2 separate regions of the Homo sapiens genome follow, and region 1 is linked to region 2. A link is a contact called in ENCODE Hi-C or POLR2A ChIA-PET data. All regions are on one chromosome and are shown on one strand. Each heading gives the region's core, a stretch centred on a gene start or an enhancer-like site at or near the end of the contact. The rest is flanking DNA. Distances are from core to core; before and after follow the strand shown.

What was found. Hi-C counts contacts between places; a loop is a spot of excess contacts on that map. ChIA-PET counts read pairs that join two places held with the same protein, here RNA polymerase II (POLR2A). Pooled maps may share reads with other maps.
Region 1: a loop to region 2 is called in a map of PC-9, with 12 times the contacts of the local background. The contact joins two enhancer-like sites. A Hi-C loop is called at or near these places in 2 of 168 maps with a recorded cell type or tissue (PC-3 and PC-9) and 2 of 50 pooled maps. POLR2A ChIA-PET finds 5 or more read pairs at or near these places in 3 of 52 experiments (OCI-LY7, PC-9 and WTC11).

Annotation. Positions count from the first base shown.
Region 1 is chr3:55,414,166-55,417,730 of GRCh38, forward strand. No RefSeq gene overlaps it. Among named protein-coding and RNA genes, the nearest start is that of WNT5A, 71 kb to the right of the region's middle. Within about 2 kb of position 2,271, at least 3 of the 41 ENCODE cell types and tissues checked have a DNase peak (open chromatin) inside an H3K27ac peak, as active enhancers do; they include PC-3, where a contact is called at or near this core.
Region 2 is chr3:54,889,681-54,893,407 of GRCh38, forward strand. It overlaps CACNA2D3 (calcium voltage-gated channel auxiliary subunit alpha2delta 3), which reads left to right. Exons shown (of 38, transcript NM_018398.3): 25 at 1,675-1,770. The region is part of intron 3 of CACNA2D3-AS1 (CACNA2D3 antisense RNA 1); the gene reads right to left. Among named protein-coding and RNA genes, the nearest start is that of CACNA2D3-AS1, 9.7 kb to the right of the region's middle. Within about 2 kb of position 2,036, at least 19 of the 41 ENCODE cell types and tissues checked have a DNase peak (open chromatin) inside an H3K27ac peak, as active enhancers do; they include PC-3, where a contact is called at or near this core.

The DNA.
Region 1 (3,565 bases), core at 1,021-3,520, 520 kb after region 2:
GAAGAGATGAGTCCTAGGCCCCAGATTCTGTGTGGAGGCCCAGAAAAACAATAGGACCCCAGAGAAAAGTGACTTTTTAGCGAGCTGGGTAAACCAAGCCTAAGACAACTTCACAGAACACCCTCCATCCCAGGACACAAAAATAGTGACAAGATCCCACATCCTTAGAGAGTAGCAGGGACATGGCCAGTAGCTAAAGGAGAGAGAACTGCATGTAAAAGGAACTTGCAAATGGTAAGAGGAGATGACTTAGCAGCAAGCGCTGAGGACCCAGGACTTATGAACAGATGAGATGAGGGACAGATACCAGCATGCCAGCAGAAGGATGATAATTAAAGACCAGAGGATAGGTGGTAGCACTGGGACATGATCAAGAAAGGACCCCATGGCACTACCCATGCCTTCGCCCTCTGCTGCCTTCCAGAATTTGGCACAGCTCCCAGGGGAGAAGCTGATGATGTGTTGTTGCCACAAGGCAAAAATGGCTTGATTCAGAAACTGATCACGGTTGATAGTTGTTTATAGCCAATGTCTTACATACCTGGGTTTGAGTAGTGAGATTCCTAACAAAAAAAAAAAAGTAGCTCCAAAAAAAAAAAAAAAAAAAAAAAAAGGCAATTATCTGGGATGAGATCTAGCCCTCCTACTAACTAGCTGTGTGTCTTTAATAAACTGACCCTATTGAGCCCTAGCTTCCTGATGTGTCAAAGAAGGAACTGTTCAGATAATGGATGGAAAATAGGTTTCTTCTTTAGAAGCCACATTTGATAAATCAGCAGCTGTTAACTCAAGCATCGGATTGAAGACGGCTCTGAGTTTGCCTTTGGGTTCTTCAAGAAAGGATGCCACCATTGATTACTGCTTCCCAGGGGTACCAAGAGAAGGGGAAGGAATGGTGGCAGACACAACATGTTTTTCCTGCTTGTGGGTAGCTACATGATCTCTGAGGTCCCCTTTAATTCAGAAAGTCAGCAGTCTTTCAAATGCCTGGCACTCAGGAATCAGCAGACATTTTTCCTGAGAAAAATCTTCACTGAAAGTCCAGCTTGCTGGGTGGAGCCAGTCTTGGCAAAGACTGGGCTCAGATTGGTAAAGATGGCCTAGGGGAGGAGACCAAGCAGACCTGCACACTCACTTCTCCATGTCAAAATCTCACATGAAGTGGAATGAGCACTGAATATCGAGACTACCCCTTCAAAGCCGGGGGTCGCCTGGCTTCTCTGGGCCTAACTATGCTTATAGGACACAGTCCCAGGCAGTGTTGGGAGGACCAACAAAACAGCAAATGCAGAATGCACTCAGCACACAGCAGGCACTCAATAATTGCTCATTTCTCTCCTTCATGCATGGAGGACTGTATTCACCAACAAGATGGCAGTCTATGGGAAAATTCTTTCTCTGTATTTCCCTGTCATGAGGAATGTGACAATTGCCTCGTCCTTGGAATAATTCTGTTTCAGGCTTTCAAAGTACAGAAAGTTTAAAGCAGTATCAAAAAAGAAAGTTGGCCTTGGGCCACCACATAAGACTTCTAGAAAAGCAAATTGCCCGGCGCTGGGCTGCACCAAAGGAATCAGAATCCCTGGGAGTGGGGCCTGGGAAACTGCATGCCACCACAATTCTAATACTCAATAATGCTCAAGGCTACTGGTTCAAAAGGCACTTATGAAAGATCCCTAAAGCCCCAGCCACAAGGCTCATCCCTTCACCTTCTCAAAGAAGGTGACCACCCTGTTTAACACAGCAGCCTTGTTCCACCCAGCCCTCCCTGTCTCCTTCCCTTATTTTAATTTTTTCCCATAATACTTTCCACTCACACTGCCATCCATGCATTTTACTCATTTATCTATTCTTGTCCTCCCCTTCCCTCCCCATCTCCACAAAGGAGAGTCTGGTTGTTTTGTTCATTGCTACCTCCGAGAGCCTAGACTAGTGCCTGGCACACAATGGGCACTTGGTAAATATTCCTAGAGTGGTCTTTGCTGCATCCCATGCTCTCATTTTACCTCAGAGGACCCTAAAAGGGAAGGTCAAAGAGATGAAAAAGATACCAGTTTATGGAGGGTTATGTAATGATATGACTGAAAAAACACTAATCTAGAAATTGTAAATACTAAGTCCCCATGACCTTTCAAGATAAGAAGGAAGCAGATGATTCCCTTGAAGTTCCCTTCAACCTTGGTCATTTTCCCAGCTAAATGGTTAATCTATAGCCTCAGTTTTCAGCTGCTCAGTTCAGCAGGGGTTGAGACATGGCCTAAGTCCAGGACTAGAGGGATGGCTTGAGCTTCCTGTCTGAGTCAGTCAGTCACAGTGGCCTGAGCATCTGCTCTGCCCCCAGCTCCCAGCTCCAGTTCAGGCTGCATTGGTCTGCTCGCTTCCTGGCTGATGCCCTTACCAGCCAAGACCAAGCTGGGCACCACCCTTGCTTGCCTCCAAAAAAAATGAGGGTGTGGTTCTAGGCATCTGGAGATGAGGGGGGAGGCTGCTGTTTAACAAAAGAGACACATCATTATTTTCTTGCACCAGGATCATGTTTCATTTAGCTGACTTGGCTCGACATTTAAACAGCATCCCCCAGGCAAATAATACAATTAAGCAAATGGAGAGGAGATTTAGTAACAATAAATTCCACAGAACTAGTCATTCTTTTGCGTTCAGTTTTAAAAGGAGCTAAGCATTTAGAAGGATCAATCATGCAGAATCTCATGGGTTCAAACATTATATAGAAACTGCTAGGAAAATCTGATGGGAATTTGACATCACACACACACACACTCACACACACACACACACACACACACACTTACTCATGGGTTAGGCCTATAAATTTTATTTTTTTTTTACAACCTAATAATGAAAAGACAATTACAAAAATAGGCTTAGGATGCATACGGAAGAATTTAGGCCAAAATGGAAAATAAACTACAGAAATTAAATCTATTTAAGAGCCAGTCAGGGCGGAAGAAGAGCCGTTAGGAGCAGAGTTATGTGTTAGAGCAGGTAAAGTAATGCATTGGGAACCAAGAGATTTGAATCCAGCTCTACCATGCATATTCGGTGTAACCTTAGGCAAGACAAATAACTTTGTGAGCTTCTATTTCTCTACATGTAAAACAAGTTGTTTGAACCCCACTGTCACCATTTTTTTTTTTACCATCTCCAAGTACCATCTGTATTGCTATTTACTATTTTCCTTTAAGTCAACTTTTCTTTATTTGAACATGGGTACATACTCTGTGTAAGGAAGTGAGTATTTATTACACTATTTGTTGTATTTGCTAGAACTTGTACATCTCATAATGAATATATTTACTTAGAAAGGAAACTACCTCATTAATATAAAAGGAAAGCTGGAATCACTGGTCTTAAAGTAGAAGGTAATGACAAAAATAAGTACAATGGACTCCTGCTTTTATTCATGGCAACTAGTTTGCTTTAGACTAACCCCTTTGCCAAGAACAACTTTAAAAGCTAGATAAAATACATAAAATAGAAAAATAAAAAATGAGAAAACCTCTGATGGAAGACATTCAGGGAATACTAACGCAACTAAGAGCCAAGA
Region 2 (3,727 bases), core at 786-3,285:
AGTATGCAAATCTGGAGCCCCAGAGAGACTGCCATTTTCATTATTAGGGGTGTCTTTGAACTGCTTGCCTTCATGGCATGGATCTTATTTCCTGGGAAGCTGGCAACGAATTGAGCCTTTCCTGGGGTTTCTTTCTCTAGTAAACCTTGTAGTGTTTCTTTTCGGCTCTCATGAAACTCAAAATCTTGAGCAAAGGTTGCTGATTCATTCCTAACACATACTAAAGATTTCCAAAATGGTAACTTGCTTTGTAGTCCACCATCTGTAACTGATTGGACAGCCTGGCTTTCCAATTTGGTGTAGGCTACAAGCAGAAATGCATTGTTTTGGTTTTTATTCAGCCCTTAAATACTTAAAGGTAGCATCCACCATTTTGACTTTCATCAAAGATCAAGTAACCAAATGACCTTACTTTGAAGATAACGTGGAGAATACTTTGGATCAAATTACTAGTAGCATTTAGGACAGAGAAACAAGCTCAAGAATTGGTGTTCTCTTCATACATTTATTGTAGGATAAAATTATGTGTTTGTGGACCAGGCATGGTGGCTCACACCTGTAATCCCAGCACTTTGGGAGGCCGAGGTGGGCAGATCACAATGGCAGGAGATCGAGACCATCCTGGCTAACACAGTGAAACGCTGTCTCTACTAAAAATACAAAAAATAAGCCAGGCGTGGTGGTAGGCGCCTGTAGTCCCAGCTACTCGGGGGGCTGAGGCAGGAGAACGGCATGAACCCGGGAGGCGGAGCTTGCAGTGAGCCGAGATAGCGCCATTGCACTCCAGCCTGGGTGACAGAGCCAGACTCCGTCTCAAAAAAAAAAAAAAAAAAAGAAAAAGAAAGAAAAAAAATATTATGTGTTTGTGAAGAAAGGCCATTTGCTTTTTGCATAGGAGAAATATACCTTGCAAATCTCCTAAAGAACACGCTCAAGCATATAGAATTTGCCTTGGAAGTTGAAACAAAATGATATTTAGTGAATTTTTACATTAGTTTTCCTTGCCAAGGCCGTTCTTAGAGTTCCTATGTGTAGCCTCCTACAGAGCTATTGGAAGAAGCCATTTCTTTACACATCTCTTTGGGGTTGGTGGTGAGAATAAGGCCTGTGGTCTGGTAGAAGTGATAAGCTGGGGCCCCCACAACTGTGTGGATGTCAAAACCAATTCCAACTACGTGGAATTCCAGGCTGTGGGATGCTGCAAACTTGGTTCCATGGCTCAGCTGCTTTAATGGCAGATTCCACAAATGATCTCAAGACCAAGAATAAACTTGGTAGCTTTAATGCAAAAAGCGAGTCCTAAGCCCTAACTGGCTAGTCCTTCCCATTCTTAGCCTGATCTCTTTGAACTTGCACCCAGAACCTTGAAATAAAGATGTGTGTATGGTTGGAAGTAGATTTTTTTCACATGCTGCTTTTGTTGGCAGGAAGTTCTTCATTTTTCCTGCAAGTATTACTTTGAAAACTTTTGTAAGGGATACAAGTTGGCAATCTGTGCTCGTGTGTGTGTGTGTGTGTGTGTGTGTGTGTGTGTGTGTGTGTTTCTGTATCTTCTTTTAAAGTTTAAGTTTCAAAACTGCTATTTGGTAAAAACATTCTGTGAGTCTTAAAATGCAATGTATTATCTGCTTACTGTCTAGAGGCCTCCCCCTGACGTCTGTTGTTCTGTTTCAGAAATTCTGACAAGGGCGTGGAGGTTGCCTTCCTCGGCACTCGCACGGGCCTCTCCAGAATCAACCTGTTTGTCGGGGCTGAGCAGCTCACCAATCAGTAAGTAGGAGGGATCCTCTACAGGGGCCCAGGGAGCTTCTGAAATGGAACATTCAAAGGGAAGCTTATTTCATTTCTTGATTCCACTACTGGTAGAAACATAATTTAGGCCACCCCAGGCCTATTGAGATTTTTCCTCTCTGTTCTACCATGCGGGCCCCAGCATGTGCTTTCACCTGCCTGTTAGCCCTTCCACCACCCTTTGTTCCTCAGGCTTGTTGGCTTCTGTCCACTGTCCTGGAGTCCTCTCCCGCCCTGATGAGTCATTTCAGAACTCTGGGAGGTGGTGCGGCTGCTGGGGGAGCCGCCAGAGGGAGGAAACACTCATCTCGTAACAAATGGCTTCAGGGTGTTCAGCTGTTCTGCAGCTATGCTGAGGAATTCCTGCCTGTACAAAAGTCACTGTTCCAAGTCCTGTTTGTTTACATTTTACTAATAAACCTCTGCCTCTGTGCTTAGCCTGAGGGGCTGCAGAGCTCCACACCCAGGAGTGGGCCCTCTGGGGATGCTGGGGTTTGACAGTGTCTCCTTGGACTTCCAAAGAGACGTGGATAGATGGTGGGCAGAGAGTTTCCAGGTCTAGTACCCAGATGCTAAGCCCCTGCATCTTCAGAGAACCACGGGCCCTTAACTCATCAAACTGGTGTTTCACCAGGGCTAGTAGGTAGACTGTGAAGTCTTTTCTGAGTCTGTTAATAAGTTTTTTCTATTTCTTTTCTCTGAAGCAAGAGCGATTGTTAAGACATGGACAAATGGGTCCCAAGATTCAGAAAGTTAGAGAGTGGTTTGCAAGTGTGTGTGTGTGAGTTCAGAGGTTACCACAGAACATTATACCCCCAACCTTCAGGGTACCTGGAGGTGAATAACCAAGCCACAGAGTAGCTGCCAATTTGAGAGGGATTGGCTCATCAGGGGTCCAAGGAGGCGGTGCTTCCTTGGAGCTTGACAGTGCTGTTTGCCTCTGCTAGGTGAGGCCCTGACACCCACCATATAACCTTACAAAACCAAGTCTGGTAAATGACAGATCAATCAATGTTTAGGTATTTTAAGAGATTGGCTTTGAATTCTGTTCCAGGACTTTGACCTTCTTGATACTCACATTTATCATCTATGAAGTTTGATTATAGTTGCAACTTGATTTTTAACGACTTTTTTAAGCGTTTTTCCCCCAGACAATTGTTTTTCCAGAGGGCGAGTTCCTGGGAAGGACTAGAGGTGCTGAGATACACATTGCCTTCTCCTGTTAGGATCCAGATAGGCAAGGGGAGACAAGGGAATTCATTTTCTAATACTCATTGAGAAAGTCTGCTGCTGGCATTGAGACTGAAACAAGCAAAGCTGCAAAACAGTAACAATAAAACATGACACCTTGCTGGTCTGATAACTGTGTTATTGTGATGGATTTAAAAGACAAAGGACCACAGTAAGGATGCTGGGAGGTGTACCTGGCTTATCTCACTTGGGTATCTTCATTCTGTCCTCCTGAAAAGTGAGAGCGATGATCTCTTTTGGTTACTGTGAAGATCAAAAAAAATTATGGATGAGCTGGGCACAGTGACTCATGCCTGTAATCCCAGAACTTTGGGAGGCCAAGGCAGGCAGATCACTTGAGGTCAGGAGTTTGAGACCAGCCTGGTCAACATGGTGAAACCCTGTCTTTACTAAAAATACAAAAATTAGCCGGGCATGGTGGCACACACCTGTAATCCCAGCTACTCAGGAGGCTGAGGTAGGAGAATCACTTGAACCCGGGAGGTGAAGGCTGTAGTGAGCTGAGATTGTGTCACTGCACTCCAGCCTGGGCAACAGAGTGAGACTCTGTCTCAAAAAAACTCTTTTTTTTTTTATGGATGGAAAATTTCTTTGGGAAGCTAAAAATTCCTACAACTGTGTGTTCTATTCTTTGTGGCATTACGTGACCCACAGAGTGGGTACTCATTGACAATTTGAATGGATG